3 separate regions of the Homo sapiens genome follow, and regions 2 and 3 are each linked to region 1. The links are chromatin loops, found by intact Hi-C in ENCODE. Cell type or tissue: MCF 10A. All regions are shown on one strand. Region 1 has its middle 28 kb from the start of LINC01502. Region 2 holds the start of SOHLH1 (spermatogenesis and oogenesis specific basic helix-loop-helix 1). Region 3 holds the start of LOC107987140 (a long non-coding RNA gene).

The links. Hi-C counts contacts between places; a loop is a spot of excess contacts. Peaks named below come from ENCODE experiments on the same cell type or tissue, not always from the same donor. Only the 100,000 strongest peaks of a DNase experiment are listed, where the experiment ranks them.
Region 2: it touches region 1 in a loop (2.3-fold over the local background); 8 of 110 quality-filtered maps call a loop at or near these places.
Region 3: a loop joins it to region 1, with 8 times the contacts of the local background. A loop is called at or near these places in 5 of 110 quality-filtered maps.

The regions. Positions count from the first base shown.
Region 1 is chr9:135,599,112-135,607,111 of GRCh38, forward strand. No RefSeq gene overlaps it. Among named protein-coding and RNA genes, the nearest start is that of LINC01502, 28 kb to the left of the region's middle. In MCF 10A, CTCF peaks have their summits at 3,779 (motif pointing right) and 4,955 (motif pointing right); a DNase peak (open chromatin) is centred at 4,960.
Region 2 is chr9:135,697,980-135,705,979 of GRCh38, forward strand. SOHLH1 (spermatogenesis and oogenesis specific basic helix-loop-helix 1) reads right to left here and starts at 1,502. Exons shown (of 8, transcript NM_001101677.2): 1 at 1,424-1,502; 2 at 1,016-1,147; 3 at 350-497. The coding sequence starts at 1,488. It overlaps KCNT1 (potassium sodium-activated channel subfamily T member 1), which reads left to right and starts at 4,206. Exons shown (of 31, transcript NM_020822.3): 1 at 4,206-4,389. The coding sequence starts at 4,280. RefSeq lists a silencer at 4,005-4,134. In MCF 10A, a CTCF peak has its summit at 4,117 (motif pointing right); no DNase peak of the experiment used is centred here.
Region 3 is chr9:135,787,757-135,795,756 of GRCh38, forward strand. KCNT1 (potassium sodium-activated channel subfamily T member 1) reads left to right here. Exons shown (of 31, transcript NM_020822.3): 30 at 4,041-4,125; 31 at 4,285-7,746. The coding sequence ends at 4,405. It overlaps LOC107987140 (a long non-coding RNA gene), which reads right to left and starts at 4,285. Exons shown (of 3, transcript XR_007061851.1): 1 at 2,304-4,285; 2 at 1,740-1,915; 3 at 173-1,607. In MCF 10A, no CTCF peak of the experiment used is centred here; no DNase peak of the experiment used is centred here.

The DNA of each region.
Region 1 (8,000 bases):
CCAGTTATGATCACTCAGAAAAAAGTGGAATGCTTAGGTGTAAACTGTATGAAATGTACACGATCTGTATGCTGAAAATAATGCTGATGAAAGAAATCAAGAAAGCTCTAAATAAACGGAGAGACTTATTGTGTTCATGGACTAGAAGACTTAACATAGTAAAGATGTAAATTCTCCCCAAATTGATAAATAAGCTTAATGCAATTGTCATCTGAATTCCAGCAATCTTTTTGGTAGACACAGGTAAGATTATTCTAAGATTTATGGGGAAAAAGCAAAGGAACTAGAAAAGCTAAACTATTTTAGTAAAAGAAGAATAAAATGGAAGGAATCAGTTTATCGAATGTTATTTCAAACATTATTATGTAGTTACAAGACTGTATGGTATTAGTAGTGTCCATCTGTGCATTGATAGTATGTAGAAAAAGGCAATTGATTTTTGCGCCTTTATCTTGTATCCTGCCACCTTGGTGAAATCATTTATTTGTTTTAGGAGTTTTTTTGTTTGTTTGTTTTTTGTGGATTCCTTGAGATTTTCTATGTGAACAGCCATGTCATCTGCAAATAGACATCATAGTAGAAGCACAAGACACATAGGTCAAAGGAACAGAGTAGGTAATCCAGGAATAGACTGACACAAATATGCCCAGCCAATTTTTGACAAAGGTGAAAAAGCAGTACAATTAAGGAACAAATTGTGCCATCATACATCCTTAAGCAAAAAAGAAAAGGAAAGGAAGAGGAAGGGAAGGGAAGTTCATAAGGAAGAAAGAACGAATATAGAAAAAGAACTTCAATCTAAGTCTCATACCTTATAAAAATATTAGTGCAAAATATGGATCTCAGGCTAAAATATAAAACATGAGACTATAAAACTTTTTTAAAAAATAGGAAGAAATCTTCATAATCTAGGGTTTAGCAAAGAGTTCTTACTTGACACCATGAGCATGACCCATAAAATTAAAAATTGATATATAAGCTTCATCAAAATCAAAAACTTTTGCTCTGCAAACAACTCCATTAAGAGAATGAAAAGATAAGCTTCAGACTGAGAGAAAACATCTCATCTCACATGAGCTCAGAGTGAGAATTCACTCATTACTGCAAGGAGGGCACCAAGCCATGACCCAAACACCTCCTACCAGGCCCCACTTCCAACACTGGGTACTGCACTTCAGCATGAGGTTTGGAGAGGACAAACATCTAAACTACATCATACTACTGCTTTGGAAAGAGATCAGCAGTGTTTTTCATTTCCAATTCACATACTTGCCACCCTACTCAGCAGTCCCACTCCTACGTATTTTGCCAAATCAAATGAAGACGTATGTTCACTCAAAGACTTGTACATGAACACTTGTAGCAGGCAGCTTAATTGATAATTGCCCCCAACTGGAAGCAATCCAAATGTCCATGAACTAGTGAATGGAAAGAGTCACCAGGAAAAAACTGCTGCAGGCAACAGGAAGGATATTCTCAAAAGCATCATGCAGAGTGAATGAAATTCATACACAAAAGGTCACATTAGCAGTGTTCAGGGCGTGGTTTAGCAGGGTTGACCGCAAAGGGGCATGAGAGAAATTTGGAGGGGGATGGAGCTGTTCTGTATCATGATTATAGTGTGGTTCCATGACTATGTGTGCATTTGTCAAAACTCGTAGAGCTGTACACTAAAAAGGGAGAATTTTACTAGCATCCTCACTAAATCTGACTTTTTAAAGGGCAAAGAAAGAGATGCAAGACTTCTAAACTGAAAAAATAGGCAACACTATTAGGAGAAATTAAAGAAGCTCTGAATGGAGAAATATACCATATCCATGGATTGGAAGGTTCAATGTTGCCAATACATCAATTCTCTCCAAATTAATCTGTAAATTCAATGCAATCCTGATTGCATTGAACGCAGTGGTTTTTTTGTGTGTAGAAATGGAGAAGCTCATTTAAAAAATTCAATTGTGATTGCAAAGGAGCAAGAATAGTAAGGACAACATTCAAAATAAATAAAAATGAGCCAGGTGCGGTGGCTCACATCTGTAATCCCAGCACTTTGGGAGGCTGAGGCAGGCAGATCGACTGAGGTCGGGAGTTCGAGACCAGCCTGGCCAACATGGTGAAGCCCTGTCTCCACAATAATACAAAAATTAGCTGGGAGTGGTGGTATATGCCTGTAGTCCCAGCTACTTGGGAGGCTGAGGCAGGAGAATTGCTTGAACCCAGGAGGCGGAGGCTGCAGTGAGTTGAGATCGTACCACTGCACTCCAGTCTGGGTGACAGAGCGAGACTCCCTCTCAAAAGAAAATTTAAAAGATAAAGAAATAAAAATGAAGGCATATTATAAAGCTACAGTAATGCAGACAGTGTGATGTCACACAAGGATTGGCAACTTGATCAATGGAACAGAAAAGAGGCTCACAAACAGACTCCACACAGCTCCAGATCAATGACGAAGGCAGAGCTGGGGGGTGGGGTGGGGGGCTAAGAAATTCTCTGTTAATGGTGTGGCATCACTTAGGGAAGCGTGAAGAAGATGCAGTTTTTTGTTGTTTTTGTTTTTTTGAGACAGAATCTTGTTCTGTTGCTCAGACTGGAGTGTGCAGTGGTACACTCTCAGCTCACTGCAACCTCCATCTCCCGAGTTCAAGCAACTCTCCTGCCTGGGCCTCCTGAGTAGCTGGGATTACAGGCATGCGCCACCACACCCAGCTAATTTTTTTGTATTTTTAGTGGAGACAGGGTTTCACCGTGTCTACCAGGCTGGTCTCGAACTCCTGACCTCAAATGATCCGCCTGCCTTGGCCTCCCAAAGTGCTGGGATTACAGGTGTGAGCCACCGCACCCGGCCTTGGAAGATGCGTTTTGAAACCCCCACACACACCATATGCAAAAATCAATTCCAGACGCACCAGGCAGTAAGGCTTCAGAGGAAAACACAGAACATCTTTGTGGCCTGGGGGTCTGCAAAGATTTCTTAAACCAGGCTCCAAAACAGCCCACCATGAAAGAAAAGTTTAGGTAAATTGGATTATGTAGTGATTAAGACCCAATTAACAGGGCGAAAAGGCAACCCACAGAGCAGTTGTTCACCGAGAGGATTTGTCCAAGAGAGGATTTCCATCCAGAATGGAAAGGAAAGGCAACGCCACTGAAAACTGACAAGCATCTCGAACAGAACCTTAGCCTAAACGGCAAAAAGAAAAAATGGGCTGGGCAGGTGGCTCACGCTTGTAATCCCAGTGCTTTGGGAGGCCGAAGCTGGAGGATTGCTTGAGCCCAGGAATTTGAGACCAGCCTGGGCAACATAGCAAGACCCCATGCCTACACACACATACACGCACACAAAAGAATATGAAAATGCTGGCCCAGCACGGTGGCTCATGCCTGTAATCCCAACACTTTGGGAGGCCAAGGTGAGTGGATCAACTGAGCTCAGGAGTTCGAGACCAGCCTGGCCAACACGGCGAAACCCTGTCTCTACTAAAAAAAATACAAAAAAACAAACAAACAAACAAAAAAACCTGGGCGTGGTGGCGGGCACCTGTAATTCCAGCTACTCGGGAGGCTGAGGCAGGAGAATCGCTTGAACTCAGGAGGTGAAGGTTGCGGTGAGCCGAGATCGTGCCATTGCACTCCAGCCTGGGTGACAAGAGCGAGACTCTGTCTCAAACAAACAAAAAAAAAAAACATTAAAATGTTTAATTAACATGGTTATTCATCAGGAAAAACGTAAATTAAAACTGCAATGCAACACCCGCCCACCAGAGGGCGAACAGGAAGGACGCTGCTTTGTAATCTATGGGGTGGCCTTTGAGTCCTGTGTTGTGTCATTACCCTCGTGGGGCAGCGTGGGGCGCAGGCGTGGGTGCCTTCCCCAGGTCGCGCTGGTCTTTCAGGATGTGTTCAGGACAGCAGTGGACATGGCCACTCCCAACAGTGTCCCCACCCTGCCGCTGACTCCATGGGTCCCTCATAAGGGAAGAGCCTTGTTTCCCCAAATCATCACCCAGTCCTGCTCTGGCAGCCGCCGCAGCACCCTGGAAATGCTGATTGTCCCATCTCACGTAACTGTCACAGCTGCTCCCCTAACCACTGTGCTCCCCCTCCCCTGACAGGGACCCCCGTGACCTGGGACAGCCGCCCCACTCCAGCCTGACGTGACCCCGGCTCCGCTAGGCCTCAGCATGGTTTTCTCCCCCATCGACCCCTATCCCTAAACAACTGCATAGATGATTAGCCATAGATTCCGCAGCCTCTGGACACCCTCCCCCTGGGGCTGCCTCTTTCCCAGGCTCGGGGGCCATGTGGCATCCCAAATCTCACAGGTCAGCATGCACCCTGCTGATGGGTTCCGAGTTACCCCCTCCACGGATGGCAGATCTGCCTCCAGGGTTTTCGCAACTTAATTCCGCTGCACAAGTCCAGGGGGGTTCTTTCTTTCTTTCTTTCTTTCTTTCTTTATTTTAATTTTTTTTTTTTTTTGAGACCGAGTTTCACTCTCGTCACCCAGGTTGGAGGCAGGATCTCAGCTCAGTGCAACCTCTGCCTCCCAGGTTCAAGCAACTCTCCTGTCTCAGCCTCCCGAGTAGTTGGGACTATACGTGTGTGCCACCACGCCCAGCTAGTTTTCATACTTTTAGTAGAGATGGGGTTTCACCATGTTGGCCAGGCTGGTCTCGAACTCCTGAGCTCAGGTGATCCACTTGCCTCGGCCTTCAGAGGTTTTCTAACCCTGGTGCTGATCCCTATAGAAGAGCAGGGAATGCAGTGACAAATTAGAAGCAAGTCCAACATTGCAGGCAGCTGGAGCTCCCGGGGCTGGAGCGTGGACAGAATGGATGCCGAGCCCACAGGCAGCCCCCGAGGAGTTTGTCACCTTGAATCCCGAAGGATTTAACTCATACAAAATTCGCCTCACCGGAGGATGTGCGACCCCGGCCGTTGACGTCCCCACGATGGCCACTTGGTGGCGCCCGAGTCCTCTGAGTGCGTGGAAGGGCCCTGGGAAAAATCGGGCCAAATTTTACAGAAATATTGGTGGAAAATGTGACCCAAGAAGTCCAGCCATCCTGCTTTCATCTGCGTTTATGACAGCCCTGGAGGACAGCAACTGTCGGGCAAGACTCGGAAGCCCCACCGAGTGGACCAGGTGGACTTCTACCAGGGAGTCTTTCTGTGGCCCTAACCCTCGTTCTGAGACACCTGCTGTGCCTGAGCCACCCACCCTCACTCTGCAGCCTAAGAGTCGCAGATTCTTCCTAAACCGGATTCTTCCGAGGTAGGCTTTGCTGTCACCGTTGAGCCGGATGTTCGCTGGGTCCATTGACCCGCCCACCAAGGCACAGAGACCATCACCGTGTGAGCTGTGCACGGCGAGCCCGGCTCAGAGGCCGAGAAGCTGAGACTCACACGGTTGCCTCCCGCCCGCTGCACCTGTCCACCACAGCACGCTCAGACCCCGCAAGGGCCTGGGGTGCCTCCGTGGGGATACCTCTGAGATCCCAAAGCGCACCCCTGGCCGTGCATGGGGGACACACTCCTCATGAGGTGGGGGCGTTTGGTAGGGGTTCCCGGGGGTGCCCTGTGCCTGTGGGTCAAGCTAATTTGGAAACGCTGCCACAGCACTGGCCTCCCCATGTCCGTGATGGTGCATTGAAGAAAGCAGCTTCACCCTTGGACACAGGTGGGCGTCATGACCATGACAACCAGCAGGCCAAGGGGGCGTTCGGGGCAAGAGGGATGGCGGACATAGGGCACCTCAGCCTCAGCCCCCAGCAGGCCCAGAGCATACAGCGGCCAGGTGGGTCTCAGCCTCCAGAGTGTTGCTGACTTGCTAATGAGGAAGGAGGAAAGGAGGGAAGCAGGGAGGGAGGGAGAGGGGAGGGAGAGAACTGCCAAGCACACCTGCAAGGCAGGAGGTCTTGAAGGAGAATCCTGTCGGTCCCAGGTCCCGCCTCCCTTCTGGTTCCTTCCGGGGTGACCTGCACACTGGGGTCCCGGCTCCCTTCCCGTGCCTTTCGGGGGTGGCCGGCACGTCCCAGTGCTTTGCTCGCTGTCTCAGCAGAATTCTTTTCAGTTTGTTTATTTTTTCCCACTTGTTTTCAAAAAGGAGTTCTGGCCTGGGTTTTCAGGCCTGTTTGCTATGGAAGAGCAGGTTCCTGGAGCACCGCCAAGGCCCGCTGCCTGGATGGAGGCAGCTTCCACGCGGCATGTTTGGGTGGAAACGTCCAAAGGGAGAATCTGCAGAATCTGGGGCACCTGACACCCGACGCTTCTCGGGCTTTCTGCCCATGTGGCCAGGCTTGGGCCCTGACTGTCTCCCAGGTGACCTCCATCTCTGACCCACCAGCCTGGCCTTGGTGAGTGATAGTGGGGTCCCCAGGGGGCCATGGGTGTCCCCAACACTGCCTGGGCCATGCTGGCTCCTATCCTTCACACCTGGGATGCAGGCCAGTGGCTCCTGATCAGCTCTCGTGTCTCAGGGTCGCCGGTGGCCGTGTTGGCTGGGACATCAGTGTGGCAGGGGAGGGTGATTGGCAACTGTTGGGCCTGCCGCTCCTTGATGAGTGGACCTGGCTCCCTCTGCTCAGAGCCTGTTTCCCCTCTGCCCTCCCCCTGTCCCCGTGGGATTCCCTGGGTGGAAGAGGCAGGACCTGATGGCATAGGCTGGGCATGGGGGCTCACACCTGACATCCTGGCTATTTGGGAAGCTGAAGCGGGAGGATCGCTTCAGCCAAGGGGTCAAAGACTAGCCTGGGCAAAACAGGGAGACCCCATCACTATGTAATTTTTTTTCTGGGGGGATGGAGTCTCGCTCTGTCGCCCAGGCTGAAGTGCAGTGGCACGATCTCGGCTCACTGCAGCCTCTGCCTCCCAGGTTCAAGCTATTCTTCTGCCTCAGCCTCCTGAGTAGCTGGGATTACAGGTGTAGCTGGGATTACAGTCGCCCACCACACCTGGCTAATTTTTGTATTTTTAGTAGAGACGGGGTTTCACCATGTTGGCCAGGCTGGTCTCGAACTCCTGACGTCAAGTGATCGGCCTGCCTCAACCTCCCAAAGTGCTGGGATTACAGGTGTGAGCCACCGCGCCCAGCCTGCTAGTTGTTTTCAGTGAACATGTGTTCTCTCCAGGCCACAAGGGGGTCACCGTTCTGAGGCTGGAGGTGGCAGCCTCACAGGGTCCCCGTGGAACGGCTCCCAGCTGGCCAGGAAGGTGTGCAGATGGGGTGGGGCAGGAATAGCCCACAGCAGAGCAGTGGGGCTTCAGGGACTGGCTGCGGCTGCCACCCCACAGGCAGGCACGGGTCCGGTCTTCTCCTCCTCCACTGGGACCCTGGCCTGCAGAAGGCCCCTTACCACGCCGACAGGGGCCTGTGAAATGCAAACCCAGCTGTATCCAGCAACTACTCCCACCACGCAGGTGAGCCTGGCTTCTGCCCATGGGCCAGGAGCTCACGGGGCCTGGCCTAGCCACTTGGTGACTTCATGGAGCACCACCCACCTTCACTGAGCCCCCAGAGCCCTGGGCCTCTGGGACCCACCCCGGCGGGGCTCGCTCGAGTAGGGGGCTGGGCTGTCGCTGGCTCCGCTGGGTCCCTCACACATGCTGTTCCCACCTCTGGAACACTGTTTCTGACTACTCCTGTCACCTCGCCCCACTCAGAAAGGCGGACAGCTGTCACAGCCCCACCCCCACCTGGGTAGCTCTGTGTGGGGCCCCAGCTGCGCTGCAAGTTCCAGAAGCCTCTATGGACCTCACGCGTGGCCATCTCTCCCCATCCTGGAGGTGCACGCGGTGTGTGCCAGGTGAGCTGATGTCTACAGAGCTGCCACCTGCCACTCTGCTGTCCGCCTGCATCACCAGGTTTCTGGGCCTTTCCTCCCATTTATCCTTCAGATGAACGCAGTCGCTCTCCTCCTTCCCGCCTTTTCTCTACTCCGAAAGCCCCCTTGCTTCAGTGTCTGGGATCTGATGGGTAAAGTCTGATTTCACACTCAGCCCTT
Region 2 (8,000 bases), 99 kb after region 1:
TGGAGACGTGCAGAGAAATGATCTAGGGGGTGCTCAGCCAGGGAGGATCAGGAGACCCCAACTCTCCCCCAAATTGGCACGGAGCATCTCGGCAACCCATCAATGAACAGGACTCAGGGGCACAGGAGGGCTGGAAAGGAAGGCTTGCTCCTTTCCAGGAACAGAATAACAACAGGTAAGGCTTGAACAAATCAGGAAGTGCCCTGCCGAAAACGTGGCCTGCTCTAGCCGTGGAGACCCAGAGGGCTGAAGGAGACGGGGATGACAGGGGACACACTGCCTGCAAGGTGGTGAGATGTCCCATCACCGTGATGCCGGAGGACTGACGGCGTCTACCCTTACAACTCACAGCGTGCTGCTCCTGACTGGGCCCCAGGGCGCTGGCAAGCCGCAGGAACTGCACAGACATCTCCAGGACCGAGGCCATGTCCTCCCGCCGGCCATCGAACTGGGGCAGCAGGGCCCGCAGACGCTCACAGCTCAACGACATCCGCTTCCTGGTTCCGGTCAAGAAACAAATACCTCTGGGCCCTCCTGCCCTCCCCGAGAAGGGACAGCAACTGCTAGAACCTGCCAGATAGACCCTGGGCGCTTGTCAGGCAGAGGGGGCTACAAGATGACTCAGAGCTGCCCCCGTGGTCTGAAGCCCCGAGATCCACATCAGAGCACAGCCTGGGCCTGACCCCTGGACCTCGGCGACAGGCTGTCCAGCCCAGGCCCAAACCATGGCTGCTTTGCGGTGTGGAAAAGACAGCGAGGGTCAGAGGCAGTCAGAAGCACAGAGGGTCACAGGTGCACAGCCTCAAGAGGCCAAGGCTTCAGGATAAAGAGGGGCTGCAGGATGTTCCCCAACAGGGCTTTTCTGGTTTACTTGGAGATGTGCAGTCTGTCCTTCTCCTGGGCACAGGCCACGAGCCCCTCCCAGCTGCCTGACACCTGGTGGCAGCCCCGAACATAATCTCACCCGCTCCACCCCTTTACAGCGCCCTCACCCCTGGGAGGCACCACCACTCACCTGCGCTCCCTCTCGCTGATCACGTTCCGCCGAAGGCAGGAGCTGGGACCCTCGGCCACCGTAGGGGCCTTGGGCGGGCCCGAGCCCCGGGCCGAGTCCTCGCAGCAGGAGAGGGCACCAGACAGGGAGCCGCTGCCGAGAAAGCCAAGAGCACCGGGCCCTGAGAACCCCAGAAAAGGCCACCAGGAGTCCCAGATGCCAGAATGGGCGTCTTTGGGGTGCGGGTGGAAGCCAAGACTGGGTCACGTAGGGACACGGCCCGGCCCTCTCTGCACCCCTTCCCCTCTCCCAGGGTCCAGGGCTCCGCCCCAGGAGGCCCAGGATGGGTGGAGCCCAGCAACTTGCGGAAGAACCCCTGGGTACAGGCCTTGGGCCCCCAACCCCTTGGCCGCCAGCCCAATTCCTCACTTGCATCCCCTGACGGTAGGGATTCTGGAGACCTCCGGGTAGGGCTCGGAGCACCGGGACGCCATGAACTCGCAGCTGCGGAGCGACCCCACGCGCACGGCCCCTTCCGCAGGCAGCCCCGCCCCCTCACGTGTGCTCTGCCCACCTGCCACGTGCTTTCCACCTAGCCCACCCCACCCCCACTTGCAATCCGCCCCCATAGCGCATGCGCTCTAGCCCTCCCCACGCAGCCAGCCCGGGGCCCACGTGACCCGCGTTCCTGCAAAGAAGGTGCTGGAAAGGGACTCGGGGGGTCCACCCACTCTATGCCCCCGCAGGACGCCAGGGGAAGGGGCCCCAGCCCAGGTGGCCCTGCCTCTACCCTTACCTTCCCGGGGGTCGCCTCGGTTCCCACTTATGCGGTGGTCTCGGTGCCCTTGGGCACTTTGGAGATGCGGGCTCTGCCCTTAGGAGCCCAGCCCCTGGTGGGAGTGGGCGGGCTGGGCTGAGTTGTTTAGCCCAGGCCTGGGGGACCCAGGGACACAGGGAGGGGGAAGGGTACCCGCCTGCTCCCCAGTCGCCCACGCCTCCATTTTCCCCCAAATCTAGTACGCTTGCAGACGCTGCGCCTCAGGGTAGGGTCACCATCCACACTTCTGGGTCGCCCAGAACCAGGGGCATCTTGTCCCCACCCCAGGCCACCATCGTCCGTGCTCTTCCTCCCGCTGAGCTCTGCCGGGCACCCTCGGAACCGTCTGTCCCTTCACCTGGCCCTGCCCAAGCACCATCCCCGCTTTATGCCCTGGGGCCCCAGCTCGACCCCTCACCTCACACTCTCAACAGGTTTCTGCGGGATCGCGGGGGTCCTGCCCATCCAAATTCAGAAAGCTCCGGCGCCAGGTGTTTGCTCACCTCCCCGCTGAACTCCAGGAGCCGCCCTGCGCTGGGCTTGAGTCCCCCAGTACATACTTTTGGGGGGATGACGGAGGGAAGGGGGAGGTGGAGACCCTTCCTCTTTCACGGAGGTTGCGGGGGGCCCTCAGGGAAGCAGAGGGGACGAGGGTGGGGGGTGAGGCTGGACTGTTGGGAGGACATCCCTGGCCTGGCTCGTGCTGAGGTCGTAGCGGGAGGAGGTGGGGTGGGTGGCAGGGGCTCTCCTCCCGAGAGGGGAGGCAAGAAGGAGCCCGGGCAGGTGCCACCACACGGGGACGTCTGTCCGGGGTGCCCCAGTCTCCTGTGGAGAAGGCGCGGCTCTGGGCCTCGGGCTGGCATCCTGGACTTTGGGCCAAAGATGGGTGAAGGGTGTTTGGAGCAGAGGGAGGTTATGTAATATAAGGTGGTGTCTCCATCCCTGCTCCGCCCAGCCTTGGCTGCAGGTCAGACATGGAGGAGGACGGGGTTGGAGAGGAGGGCAAAAGCTCTCGGGGACCTGGGCCCCTCTCCCGGCCCTGCCCCTGGCCAGGGAGGGATGGACGGGCTGGCGATCTGGGGCTCCTCAGTGGCAGAGTGGGGCCAAGTTTTTGTTTCCCTAAAGCCCTCGGAATGTCATCAAACCTGTGACTCTCCTGCCGTTGACAACACGTGTAATTACTGCTAATTAATCACAGATGCAGATGGTGCGGCCTCTCAGTTTTTTCTGAGTTCCCCAGGCAGGAGGGCGTTGGCAGAAAGGCCACCATCTTGCCCCGGCGGCACCCGCCCAGGGGTGGTGGGACCCCGGCAGCAGCACCGGCCAATCTAGGGACCTGAGGAAAAACCCCCAAGATGCCCACGAGCTGTGTGGCGGGGGCACAGGCTGAACCTCTGCTGGGGACTTAGCATCCTAGACTTCCCCGAGTGTTCCCCACCCACCCCTCAAAAGCATCTGTGTTCAGCCTGCTGCCTCCTGGAGAAACAGGGAAGGACCCTCTGGAGAGACACTGGGGAGGCCAGGGACCACAAAGTACATGGCATGCGCCCTCCAAATGGACCTGGCCCTCCCCCTGGCCCTCGTGGGCACAGTCCTGGCTTAGTGAGGGGCCTGGTCCACCCTGCAAACCAACAAAGCTCTGGGGACAGAAATCGCAGTTCTCCAGAGCTCTGTGTGAGGCTGAGCCAGGGTGACGCATGTGTAACAGTGTGAGCACGTGCACGGGAAAGGGGGCCCGCAGGGGGACCCTCTGCTTCCTAGTCTTTGGCCTGCAGCATCTTAAGTTGGGGCCCCTCCCCACCCGTCTAAAGGTGCTGTGTGTGCCCGTCTGGGTGAGAGCACAGGGCGGGGTGCAGTCATCCCCCTCCCCCAGGCCAAGCCCAGGATGTGGCGCCCACCCACAGATGCCGCAGCCTGCGGGGGGTGTGGGGGCGGGGGGGCGGGGAGTCGTCTTGAATCTGGCTTGTGTTCAATGACCAGTGTTGACCACGGCAGAGCAGCACAAGCGGGAGGTGCTGACGGTCCCTGGGCGCAGCGGCTGGACGCTGGCGGTCCGAGCAGCGCATGTGCCCTGCTGCCCGCCAAGGACCCAGAGCCCCCTGAGCCCCCGCCCACCACGGAGCCCTCCCAGGGGTGTAGGGCCCGGTGGCGGCGCGCTTGGGCTTTTCTAGCCATTGACGAACCCCGTCCTGTTTTTCGGAGTTTTGAGGGCTCAGAGGGCCGCGGCGGGAGCGGATCGCCCTCCCTACCCCGCACCCCCGTCCCAGCCTGGGCCAGAGCCGCCGCGGGTCCCGGCGCGGCCGGCAGGGGGCGCGCGCGGACAGACGCCTGCACCCGACCCTGGAACTGGCGTCTTTTCCTCGCTAATCTGCGAGGAAAAAAAAAATGTTTTTCAGGGCAACGCGAGGGAAGAAGGTGGCGGCTCCCACTCGCTTCTCCCTCGGGTCGGGTCCGAGCTGCCAGGCCGCATGCCACTCCCTGACGGGGCGCGGACCCCGGGGGGCGTCTGCCGGGAGGCGCGCGGCGGGGGCTACACCAACCGGACCTTCGAGTTTGACGACGGCCAATGCGCCCCCAGGTACAGTCTGCTGCGCCCTCCCCACGCGGGGAGGCCCCGGTCTAACCTAAGACCCCCAAGTTCCCCCTCAGGCTCCCGCACCCTCCAGGACCCGCCATTCCCAGGGCCATCCAACTTCCCCAGGACCCGCGAGTGCCCTCCCAACCACCTTGGGGAACAGGGGCGCCCCTCAGGGTGGGCCGCACTAATCAGCAGGTGCCGAGGCAGCAGCGTCCGTCCCCATCTGTCCTCGACCTGGTAAGAAGCTGGGGGGAGCGGCCGTGGCTACATGGGGGTCCTGAGCATCTCCCAGGTGTGGGGAGTGGCAGGGAGGCTGGGGGCGGTGCAGGGCCTTCCATCTCCCCCAGCCCCTGCCCCACCCCAGCTTGGGGAGGAAGGTTCCATCCTTCTTGTGTGGCATGGCAGTGCTCGGCCAGGGTGGGGTGCCCGGCGAGGTTACCCCACACAGTAGGGGGTTTCCAGAGCAACCTTCCAAGGAAGAGTCCCCAGTGGGAAGTGGGCTAAGTGGCTGTCAGATGAGGGCGGGAGTCCTGGGTTCTGGTCACTCCTCGTTCCCCGCTGGCCTATCCCTGGGAGGAGAGGGCCAGTTGAGAATGGCATTCAGGTGACCTGGAGCTAGCTGTTCCCTGTGCAGTGTCCTGGGATGCCATGCGTCTGCCGTCCACCCAGTGACCAGTGCAGAGGCACGGACCGGCAGCTGAGTGGGACAGTCCTGAGCGGAGGTTGCCCCAGGGTCCAGGTTCCCCATCCTCTCCCCCATCCCTCAGCTCTTGAAAACAGGCAAGTCTGCCCCTCACCCTGTCCCCAGAGCCAGACTCCAGGGAACCCTGGGCAGAGCCGGTCACTGCCTTGGGCGAACCCCTCCCCACCAGGACAGAGCCCTTTCTTCTGGATCCTGCCCAGTCTCAGGCTGTCCTGAGGCCAGAGAAGGGGGTGGAAGAGCATACCTGAGAGCGGGAGGCCTGGTGCGGCTGCCTGTTTGTTCTATGGGACTCAGTTTCCCCGAGTGTAAAATGAGGAGGTAGGGCGGATGGTCTTTAAGGGCTGCCTCTGGTGAGGGACCAGGCTGGAGAGGAGGTTCCCAGAATCAAGAGGCAGGCACAGCACCCACCTGGCACCCGGGGGAGTCCGGGGTACAGCGTGTGTGAGGAGCAGGTGCTCTGAGGGTGGACAGTGACTTGGTGATGTCCTTGGGAAGTGGGCACAGCCTGGACGTGCTCTGAGGGACTATCCGGGGGATGCCTGTCAGGCACAGAGAAAATGACCCCAAGGGGGTCCTGGATTGCCCTCATCTTTGTGGGCTGGCCGGCCCCTACCATCTCCCTCCCCAGCCTAGCGTTGCCCTCCCTGGCCATTCTGCTGGAGTTTATCACCTACCCTGCTGGGCCTGACCTGCTCCAGACGAGCCGGCAGGACAGTGTCCTCAGGGTCCAGCCTTTAGCTCCAGGCCTCATCCTCCGGGTCCTTCCAGACACCTGTCTCTCCCAATTGGCCCTGCCCACCGGCCCGGGACAGCTCCTCCTCCCCGCTGGACTGAGCTGGCCTCCGTTGCAACAGAGATTCCCTGTCACACTGCAGGCAGAGCAGCCGCCGGCAGTGGAGGGATGTCAGGCGTCAGGCTTGGGGAGGGAGCAGGACCTGGGCTTGGCTGGGCTCGGGAGCGGGGAGCTGAGCTCCAGGTGAGGCCAAGGCTTGCGGCCCAGGCAGGTGGCTTCAGCTGCAGAAAGAAGAACCTTCGTGCTGCCTGGTGGTGGGGGGAGCTCTGTGGGGCGGGTTTCCCCACCAGCTCTCACATGGGGAGGAGGGTGCCAGGCAACAGCGTGGTCAGAACCCAGGCCCTGGAGTCCATAGGTCTTGGTGCCAGGCCTTGAGCAGGCCTCTGTCTTTCCTGGGTGCTGGAGGATGCCAGCCTTGGTGCTATGGTTCAGAGGGGCCAGGAGGTGCTTGGACACCCCACCCCACTCCAGTGCCCCAGCTCAAACCCCCAGCTCCACGCTAGTGGTGTCCCTGAGTCAGCCTCAAGGCCATCAGGCCGGAAAGTGGGGCTCCAGAGAGGAGCTCCTGGCCTTCCAGTTTGCAGGGGTCTTCACGGGCCTCTGGCCTCCAGGCTCCCTGCTCCCACCTCCATGCCATGGAGTCCCAGGCCCTCAGCTGCCTCCCCACAGGCCCTGGAGATGACAGCTGTTGTAGGACAGGGAGGGACCAGTGGCCCTGGTGGCCCCAGAGCTGGCAAGTGCCCACCCCCTGCCCAGCGCACTTCGCATCAGAGCCCCTGCCAGGCCTTTCCTGGAAATACCACTTCCCAGCAGCTGTGCTCCAGGGCGGGCCTGGGACCCTCTAGGCCCTGATGGGATCAGGCCCTGGCATCCTGCCAGGGTACATGCCTGGCCCAAGGTCCTGGCCAGCCCTCCAGGCCCATATTAGGGAGCAGTGCCTTCAGCAGCAGGAAGTAGCTCAGGGCTCATGGGAAAGGTTTGAGGGCCCAAGATACCGCCCAGCACTGGCCGGCAGGAGGGACGGCTCAGGCCACAGGGAACTCAGGGGTCTGCTGTGGCCCAGGAGTGGCCACAGTAACAGCTCAGGAGGACAGAGGTGAGTGAGAAGGGAGCAGACAGGGTCCCCACGAGGGCCTCTGCTTCTGTTCCAGTGGCTGGCCTGGGTGTGGCCTGTGTCCTCGCACCCGGCAGCCTCCAAGTGTGCTGGTCTGGTTCACCCACCGTATGGGGAGCTCTTGATTAACACAGAAAATTACTTGGGACGAGCCTGGTGTGGCAGTAGTGGGGCCTTGCTGTGGGGCCATCTCATGCCCTCGGAGGGTGTTGGGGGGCATCTCGGGCTCTCCCCTGAGGCTTTTTGTCCTGCTTCCCCGGGATGCAAACTTGCAGGCTTTGACCCAGGTGCCATCGGCCCTGGAAAGGGTGGCACTTCTGTGTCTCCCACAAACAATCCCAGGTTTCTCTGCAACAGGAAAGTTTGTCCAAGTGTGTCCCAGCCCTGCATGGGTGAGGGATGCTGAACGGGTATCGTGTACCCAAAAACAAGTGCTGTGTGTGCATGTGAACCTGGGCGCTCCGTGAGCCAGGCAGGCGCACCGTGGGCACGTGTGTGAGAGCTGGAGGAGGATGTGTGGGGCCCGCCAGCCAGCTTGTGTGACCTTGAAGTCACCGGTCATGAGTCTGGGGAAAGGCAGGCTGGGCTCAGCGTGCCCGTGCTAGGTGGCTGGGTGCCAAGGCCCGGTTAAATGGGCATCTTTCAAAGGTGTCTTGGGACCTCTCCCAGCTGTGTGTGTGGATAAGGCCACCCATGTTCACCCAGACCCACTTTCACCTGTGGAACTTGGAAGTGAGCCAGCGGGGCTGGAACTGAGGCCAGGATGCGATTGGCCCAGGGAGGTGAGACCAGTACTAGCAGCTGGCAAGTGTAACAGGTTTGCAGGGGACAGTGGCAGGGCAGAGGCCGCGAGCTTCCTGGGGTAGGTCCCTGGGAAGGCCCTCCTTGAGAGGGGGCCTCCAGCTGCTCCCTAGATCGGGGGCGGGAGGTGGGGGAGGTGGGAGAGGAGGGTGGCCTCACTGGAGCAGAGGTGGGGGCATCAGGAGATGGAGGGCATTGCA
Region 3 (8,000 bases), 190 kb after region 1:
GTCCCTGTCCCGGGAGGGACTTCACGCCCTTTCAGGTGGGGCTCACGAGGCTGAGGGGGGTGCCCAGCATTCATGTTTGTGGTCCCCTGTGACTGCTGGCAGAGGATGATCCCGCCCGGTCTGGCCACCCCCAGAGCTGGTGCCTGCCTCTGCGACCGCTGCCTGCCCCCAGAGCTTGGCAAGGAAGGAGCAACTGCCTTTCTGGTGACCGACTCGCTTCTGGTGGCCGGCCTCCCGTGCAGCTGCCCCTGCACCCGCCCACTGTGCCGGCCGCCCGCACCTCGCTTGCTGATATTCTCTCTCTCTCTCTTTCTGTCTGTGCCTCTTTCTGTGTGTTCTGTAGAGGACGTAGCAAATTTAACAGCCAGTGATGTCATGAATCGGGTAAACCTGGGATATTTGCAAGGTAATTCTGCCCTGGCGGGTGCCGACCACCGCACAACGGGGCTCGCCAACCCTTCACCGCCGGCAGCCTTGCTGCGCCATCCCGGCCAGGCAGGTGGACAGGAGCTGTGAGAGCACGTCCCAGGTGTCAGCCCAGGCGGCCCTGTTGGGCAAGGCCTCGCATGCCGACAGAGTGTCCCCTGGCTGGGCGTTGAGGACGGGCCTGAGGCTGAGGTCTGGGGCTTGTGCTAGTCAAGGTGCTGTTGGCCGCCAGGCAGAGTGGCGACTGCCCAGCTCTCGGGCTCACCCTGGTGCTGCTTCTCCTGCTTTGCTGTTTACGATGAGCTCTGATGTGACCGGTGGGCCACCCTGGCCTACAGCCAGCCCTTCCCTGTGGCCGGCCCCACAAGCAGTCTGAGGACCCTAAGCTCCTCTGCTCTCAGGAAGCACCCAGAGGGTCCCGAGCCAGGGCCCCGGGAGGAGCTCGGTGAAGCCTGGGCTGGATGCAGGGGTGGGGACTCCAAGCCACGAGGAGTAGGCAGGCTTTATGGCTGCCCAGGCCAGGTGGATGGTGACCTTCGTCCCCCAGCTGGGGCTCCACGAGGGGATTCTTCCTGCTCGGCTCGAGCAGAGCCGCTCCACACCCCGTTTCCTCCAAGAACATGCTGTGCCCCGTCAGTGCTCAGCAGAGTCCGGGCCAGGGTGCTCCCAGGGGTCCTGGCAGCCTCAGGGGAGCTCAGAGCCTGCCCCCGCTGCCACACCTCCCTACAGGGTAACCCAGGAGCTTGAAGGGCCTCCTGAGCCAGGACGGGTGTTAGCTCGGGAGGGACCTGTTTGCCACAATGCCCTTGCACCCGGAGGCAGGGCCAGGCCTGGGGCAGCCACAGAAGTAAAGCGTCGGCCTCTCCCGGCTCTGTGCTTTTCCCCACGATGGCGCTCATGGAAGACCCTCGCTCTGCCGGGCACTGTGGTGCTCGGACCTGCAGCTAGCGGCCTTCATGAGTGGGATGCCTGCGTCGCCCGCTCCCCTCACCCGCCAAAGCTTCCTGCGGCTCCCACTGCAGCTCCAGGGCAGGCATGGCCACAGCGGGCTTGGGGGGCGAGGGCTCACAGGACTCCCGCGGCAGGCATTTCCTGGGCTCGGCCTACATGCCCGGGAGGGTGACGGTGCCGGGGTTCTGGGGCTGGGGAGCTGCACCCCCATGTTTAGATTCAAGCGGAGCCTAGGCCAAGAGGCAGAACAGGAAGAGTCACACCCTTTGCGGGGAGGGCGGGCAGCATCCTGGGGCCCCTCCAGCGTGCAGCCCCCATCCCACACACACAGCGGGAGGAGGCACCCCAGCCCCGATACTCACACAAATCCCCTCTTCACGCCTTCCTCACAGCTGCCGTGGGGGGAGGCACTAGTTATCCCCAGTTTATAGAGAAGGAAACTGAGGCTCGGGTGGCGGTAGCTCTGGCCTGGCGTGGGGGATTCAGGCGGGAGTGACCGTGGATGCCAAGAGCCAGGAGGTCTGGAAGCCTCTGGGGCCTGCAGGGTTAGGAAGCGGGTTGGGGGGCGAGCAGAGCTACCACTGAGGCCTGGAGTAAAGGTCGGAGGGTCTGGGTGGAGGAGTCAGGTAGCCCTGGGGACCAGGGGCGAGGTGGCCCTGCCCCAGGACATGCACCAGAAGAGCCAAAGCCAGCCCCTGCCCCACCCCAGGCCCTCAGGCACACCTGCTGCCAGCCTTCACCAAGCACCGTGGACACGCGAAGCTAGTCCTCTGCGACCATCCTGGGCAGCCAGGACCAGTGCCATGTGACTGACCACAACCCAGGCCCTGGCACTGCAGCTGGGGCCTGGCATCCCCACCCGCCCCCTAGCCCAGCCCCAAGAAACACAAAGCCCAGCCTGGCTCAGCCCAGTGAGCTCTGCTTACTTCAGAAGCGTGTGGTCCGGGCACCCCAGCGGGAGAAGCTGGGGCCTGGGGGCCAGTCTGTGCCTGCCGGAGTGAAATGAGCTGGTGGCCCCTTGTTCTCGGTGTCCCACTGGGTGCTCGTCACAAAGCCAGTCAGGCAGGGGGGCAGGGTCCCAAGAACCTACTAGAGCTGCCCTCACCACCCACTCCCTGTGCCACCTGCCATGCGGCCACCCCAGAAGCGTGTGTGGGCACGAGGGTGGGGAGGGTGTGTCTCCCTGCACAGCCTCAGCATGAGGCCCCTGGGCCTCCTCCAAAGGCCTGGGGAAGACCCCACCATGGGTTTTGGGAAAAGAGCAAAACAGCTGTGAGGGGCAGGTGTCAGGCCGTCCCATCCCGCAGGTGTGGACACAGGAGCTGGCACCAAATGACCTGCCGCCGTGTGCGAAAGGCCTGAAGCAGAGCTGGTCTCCTGGCCGGAGCTGCCCTGGTCGCCCCCAAGTCCTAGCCTGTGCCCCCGCCACCCTGGCAGCAGCTGTGCTCACACTGTGGGAACTCCAAAGCCCCCACTGCAGAGGGACCAGCATGGCCCCCACCTGGCTGGCCAGCAGCCTCCCCGACTTTTCCCTTCTCAGGGACCAGGGCAGGGCTACCCCAAGGGGAGAGGACGGGCAGAGAGGAGGGAATGGCAGCAGCCAGGGTGGAGGCTCCCTGGGGTCCCCCGTCCTGGGTCACCTTTGTTCTCTGTCCTTGGAGTCCTGGAACAGGAATCCAGGAGCTTCCCGTAGACACCATCAGATGGATAAACTGAGGCCACAGACCCTTTCCAGCCAGTGAACCCAGGGCCACTGCTGGGATGGTGGCCTCTCCCTCCCTGTGCTTGGCAGGGCTACCCTGCCGGCCCCATGGAGACTGTGAGATGATGGGGGGGCTGTCTCTCCAGGACCGTTCTCACCCTGTGGGACACATGCCCACGCCCACCCCATGAGCCGGACGCCAGGCTGTCTCCCATGAGGGGCAGAGGCCATGTTCTCGGAGGGATGAGCTGCGGGGTGGGGGTGCTCTGGGCTGATGCCACTCAGGACTTCAGTCTGAAGCAAAGGGCTGAGCACAGCGAGTGGGAATGGCCTGTCCAGGCCCGGGGACAGCGGCAGCTGCAGGGCCCTGAGGGAGGGACAGGGCTGAGCAGCCTCTGGAGGCGGGGGTGGGGGTGTGTGGATGTGGAGGACGGCATGCAGGTGTGTATATGAGTGAGTGTGCAGGGGTCTGTGGATACCATAGGCATGGGTTGCTATGAAGATCTGTGCAGACACACAAATGTGTGTGGAATACAGAGGTGAATCTGCAGGTGTGTGCAGGTGTAGATGAAGGCATGCATGCATGTGAGGTGAACAGACACGTCCCGGTGTCTGCAGGCTGACGTACGTGGCAGGTGTGCGCTGGTGTGTGCAGGTGTGCTCAGTGCCTCTGCTCAGGGCCACCCCTTTGCTGCGATGCCACCTAGCACCAGAGGTGGGTGCGGGTCAGAGCTGGCTCCCAGCTGCCCTCCTGGCTGTCCCCTGCCCTGTGTGGAGATGGGACAGGTGTCGGTCAGGGATGGGCCCTGGCTGGGCTCACCAGGATGAGGTGCTGGAGCAGAATGGTCAGGAAGGCCGGAAAGACTCAGCTCATCCTGGAGCCCCCACACCTCTGGGCCCCTGCAGAGCTGGGAGGGGCAGGGCTGGGGGGGTGACGTCTGCCCGGCTGTGTCCTTTGCAGACGAGATGAACGACCACCAGAACACCCTCTCCTACGTCCTCATCAACCCTCCGCCCGACACGAGGCTGGAGCCCAGTGACATTGTGTGAGTAGCACCTGTGGGCTGTGTGGAGACCCCCCCTGAGCACCAGGTGGGCACTGGGGAGATGAGGCCACAGGCACCACAGTGGGGCCGCTCAGCAGAGGGCTGAGCAGGGGCTGCCCGGCCCACATCCACTCCAGGGTCCTCTGTGCCCTCCCGCAGCTATCTCATCCGCTCCGACCCCCTGGCTCACGTGGCCAGCAGCTCCCAGAGCCGGAAGAGCAGCTGCAGCCACAAGCTGTCGTCCTGCAACCCCGAGACTCGCGACGAGACACAGCTCTGAGCCAGCCCTGCACGGAGCTCAGGCCACCAAGCCCGGGGTCCTCAGGAAGGACGTGGAGGAGCGTGTGAGGACACGGTGGCACTAGCGTGACCCTGGGGATGGCACACTCTACTCACCATGGCTCCTGGGACTCCACCCTGGAAAGGAGCCCCTCATGCGGGGGGAGGGCCAGCTCACCCCTGGGCACCTGCAGGCTAGTGAGGAGAGTTTTTTAACCTATTTTTACACGTCGATGCAGTCCACTTCTCTTTACACAGATGTACCGCAACTCGTGACCAGGGCTGGCTGGGAGGGCAACGCAGGGACTGGACGCCCTACAGGGCCGAGCCCAGGCTGTGCTGGAGGGTGGGGCTGGGGTGCATGGGGAGGGGAGCAGAACCCAGAACCCAGGAGCCCCGCGTGGGCCACACCCAACTCAGAGCCGGCCTGAGCGTTCACGGCCAGGCAGCCTCGCTTCCTTGCAGCCAAGGGCTGGGGGCCAGGGCTGCTGTTCTGCACTCTGGGGTGGGTGAGGGGGACCCTGGGCTGTTTGCTGTCCCAAGCCCCTTCTGGAAGTTAGAAGCAGCAAAGGGCCCGGGGAAGCCGGGCATGTGAGAGGGGTGCGTCCCCAGGTCCCCCAGAGGGCCCTGTCGCCGAGGACCTTTCTGAAGGAAGCAGAAGACGCCATTTCCTCTACTTCACACTGAACTGTCCCAGCCACTGCATCTAGGGGGCATTGGGCGGAAGATGGTGCATTTCCATGGACCATTTTACACTTACCTTTTAAAGCAAAGCCTCATTTTCTAAACCCCTGACTTGTGAAGCACAATTCAGCCTCCGGGCTGGGCCACGTGGAGAGAGAGGATCTTCTCAGCAAGGCGAGATCCCGGGCGGCGGCTGACATCAGGAGCGCCACCCTGCGTCCTTTGCTGCTGGTTCCTTACTGGTTTGTACGGTCAGCGCTGGAAACTTCTATTAAATGGATGCATTCTGGAGGCATGAAGTTACAAGTCAAGTCGCCCTGCTCGTGTTTCCAAGGCTCTCACCCCTCCCAGCCACCCCACTTTAAGGGTTACAAACACCTGCTGGGGTCCCCACCCCAACCCCATAGGCAAGCCCCCATTCCCCAGCCAGGCCAGGACAGTCCTTCCAAAACTCGGGAACCAAATTGTATTTGGCTACTGGTGACTGGATCCTGGTAGCCAGGAAACCTGCCTGGTGGTGGGGGTCCCAGAGTCCAGGAGGGCTGTCTGGTGAGCTGCCCATCAGCCTCACCCCTGCAGCCAGGCATGTCCCTGGGGTGGGCACAGAGACCCCAGGCTCTGCCCGCAGTGGCACAGAACTCATCTGAGGCCAGTGGCTGCTGGGGATCCCCTACACTGGGGGTCAGGGCTGCCCCAGGTGGGGATGTGTGTGCACCTCACCACGTTCACTTCAGGGTACCCCAAGAGGCTGAAGGGGAAGGACCAAAAGGCCGAGGTGCAGCCCCTCCCCGGTGTCAGGGCAGACAACACAGCAGCTGCTGGAGGGGCCGGCCCTGGCCACACAGACTAGCTAGTCCCTTACTCCCGGCCTGTCTGGAACCCTCCTGCTCAGAAGGTGCCCACTAGCCCTCTGTGGGGGACAGAGCCAGACATGGGTGGTCAGGGAGAGGCTGTGTGGATTCAGGGGACCAGAAAGTAAGTCCCAGGACCTTGATGGAGCGGCAGGGATTGATGTTGGGCTAGGGTGGCCAGAGCCTGTCCCAGCAGGGCTGGGGTCTATCACGTTCCTGGGATCCAAGCAGCGAGCACGCCCTGCCCCGCAGTCACCCCGCCCCGCAGTCGCCCTGCAGCTGGAAGGCCCAAGTCTGCCTCACCTGGGTGGCCTCTCATGTCCCCCACACCCTGGCCCCCAGGCGAGGGGGGCTGCACAGCACCTGCAGGGAGGAGAAGGGAGAGAAAAGCCGGTCTGGCTGCTGGGATGGGAGGGCCACAGTTCCAGCAGTGGCAGGGGAAGCTGTAGCCCCTGGAGCCCCACACTGGAAGAGCTGGCCTGCAGGAGGCACCATGGGGGAGTCGCATGACTTATTCGGGATTGACTTGCGATGTGGATGGTGTTCCCGGAGTCCCCTGTGGCCACTCCACCACCATGAGGCCGGGAGGCATCTTAGCCTTTGAGCCTCTCTCCAGGGGTGAGCGGAGCCCCCCAAAGAGGGCTGAAGGCTTGCTGCCCAAGAGGGGCTGGGTGAGCACTTGGGGCCTCTGAGAACATCAGTGGTCCGTTCCCTCCTGCACACTGGTGGCAAGTGGCAGCATTTTTTCATAATCTCCAGTAATGAGGCCACTTCGGGTCCAGCCCTGGACATCCGAGGAGGAGGCGGGCAGTCCCTGCCCCTTCACTAACCGCAGAGGATGCCAGCTCTAGGCCCCCTGCTCCGCCTGGAGCTCATGCGGGCAGCCGTGGACACAGGTGGCACCCAGCGCCCAGCGGCCTGTGAATCCTCCCGTGGGCAAAGCTGGGAGCCAGGGGCTGGAACCAGGCAGGTCAGTGACTGTGAGATGCCAGCTGCCAGCCCAAGAAAAGCTGCCTGCAGCATCTGGAAACTTCTGTGCTCTCCTTGGCCTCTGTGTTCTTCATCTCCAGGTTTAGGGAGCACCCGGGTGCCTCTCTGCTTGTCCCGAGCCCACTCACCAACAGCCCCAGCTTGCACAGTCATGACATCAGGAAGGTGGGTCCCTGCTCCCAGCCGTCCTCGTCCACCATCACTTCTCCCAGCCTCGTGTCCTGCTGACCCATAAAAGGTCCCCCTGCAAAGTACACCAAGTGAAGTAGGATCTGAGCAAAGGTTGAGGGACTGAATTCCCTAAGAAGTCATCACTGCCTAGAATAAGCGAAAAGAATTTTTTTTAATGTTTTACGGTAGAATTATTTGAAACATACAAAATGAGTGAGACACCTGCTATTTTCCTTATTCCTGTTTTTTGTTTGTTTTTATTTTCCTTATACCTAATTCATCTAACAGAAAACTGGGCAGGGCGCAGTGTCTCACACCTGTAATCCCAGCACTTTGGGAGGCCAAGGCAGGTGGACTGCTTGAGCCCAGGAGTTGAGTTTAAGATCAGCGTGGGCAACATGATGAACCCTGACTGTATCAAAAAGTACAAAAAAAAAAATAGCTAGACGTGGTGGCATGTGCATACAGTCCCAGGTACCCAAGAGGCTGAGGAAGGAGGATCACCTGAGCTGGGGAGGTTGAGGCTGCCGTGAGCTGAGATGGCACCACTGCACTCCAGCCTGGGTGGCAGAGAGAGACCCTGTCTCAAACAAAACAAACAAACAAAAAAGAAAAAGAAAATAAAACTGTTTGCTCAAAATCAGAATACCAACAGTGTATTGGGTGATTATCGCTTATGTGTGAGTGAAATGTAAGAGCAACGTTAAAAGGGACAGGTGGGAGGAAGCGGGGGCCATCAGTTACAAGTTACCATGTGACCTGAGAAGCAGTACAGTGTAACTTACAGGTGGATCTGGATGAGCTGCAAACTCTAGGGCAACCACTAAAATATATATATACTTATTTTTCTTTTTATTATTTTTTTCTATATATGGAAGTATAATTGATACGCTACAAAAG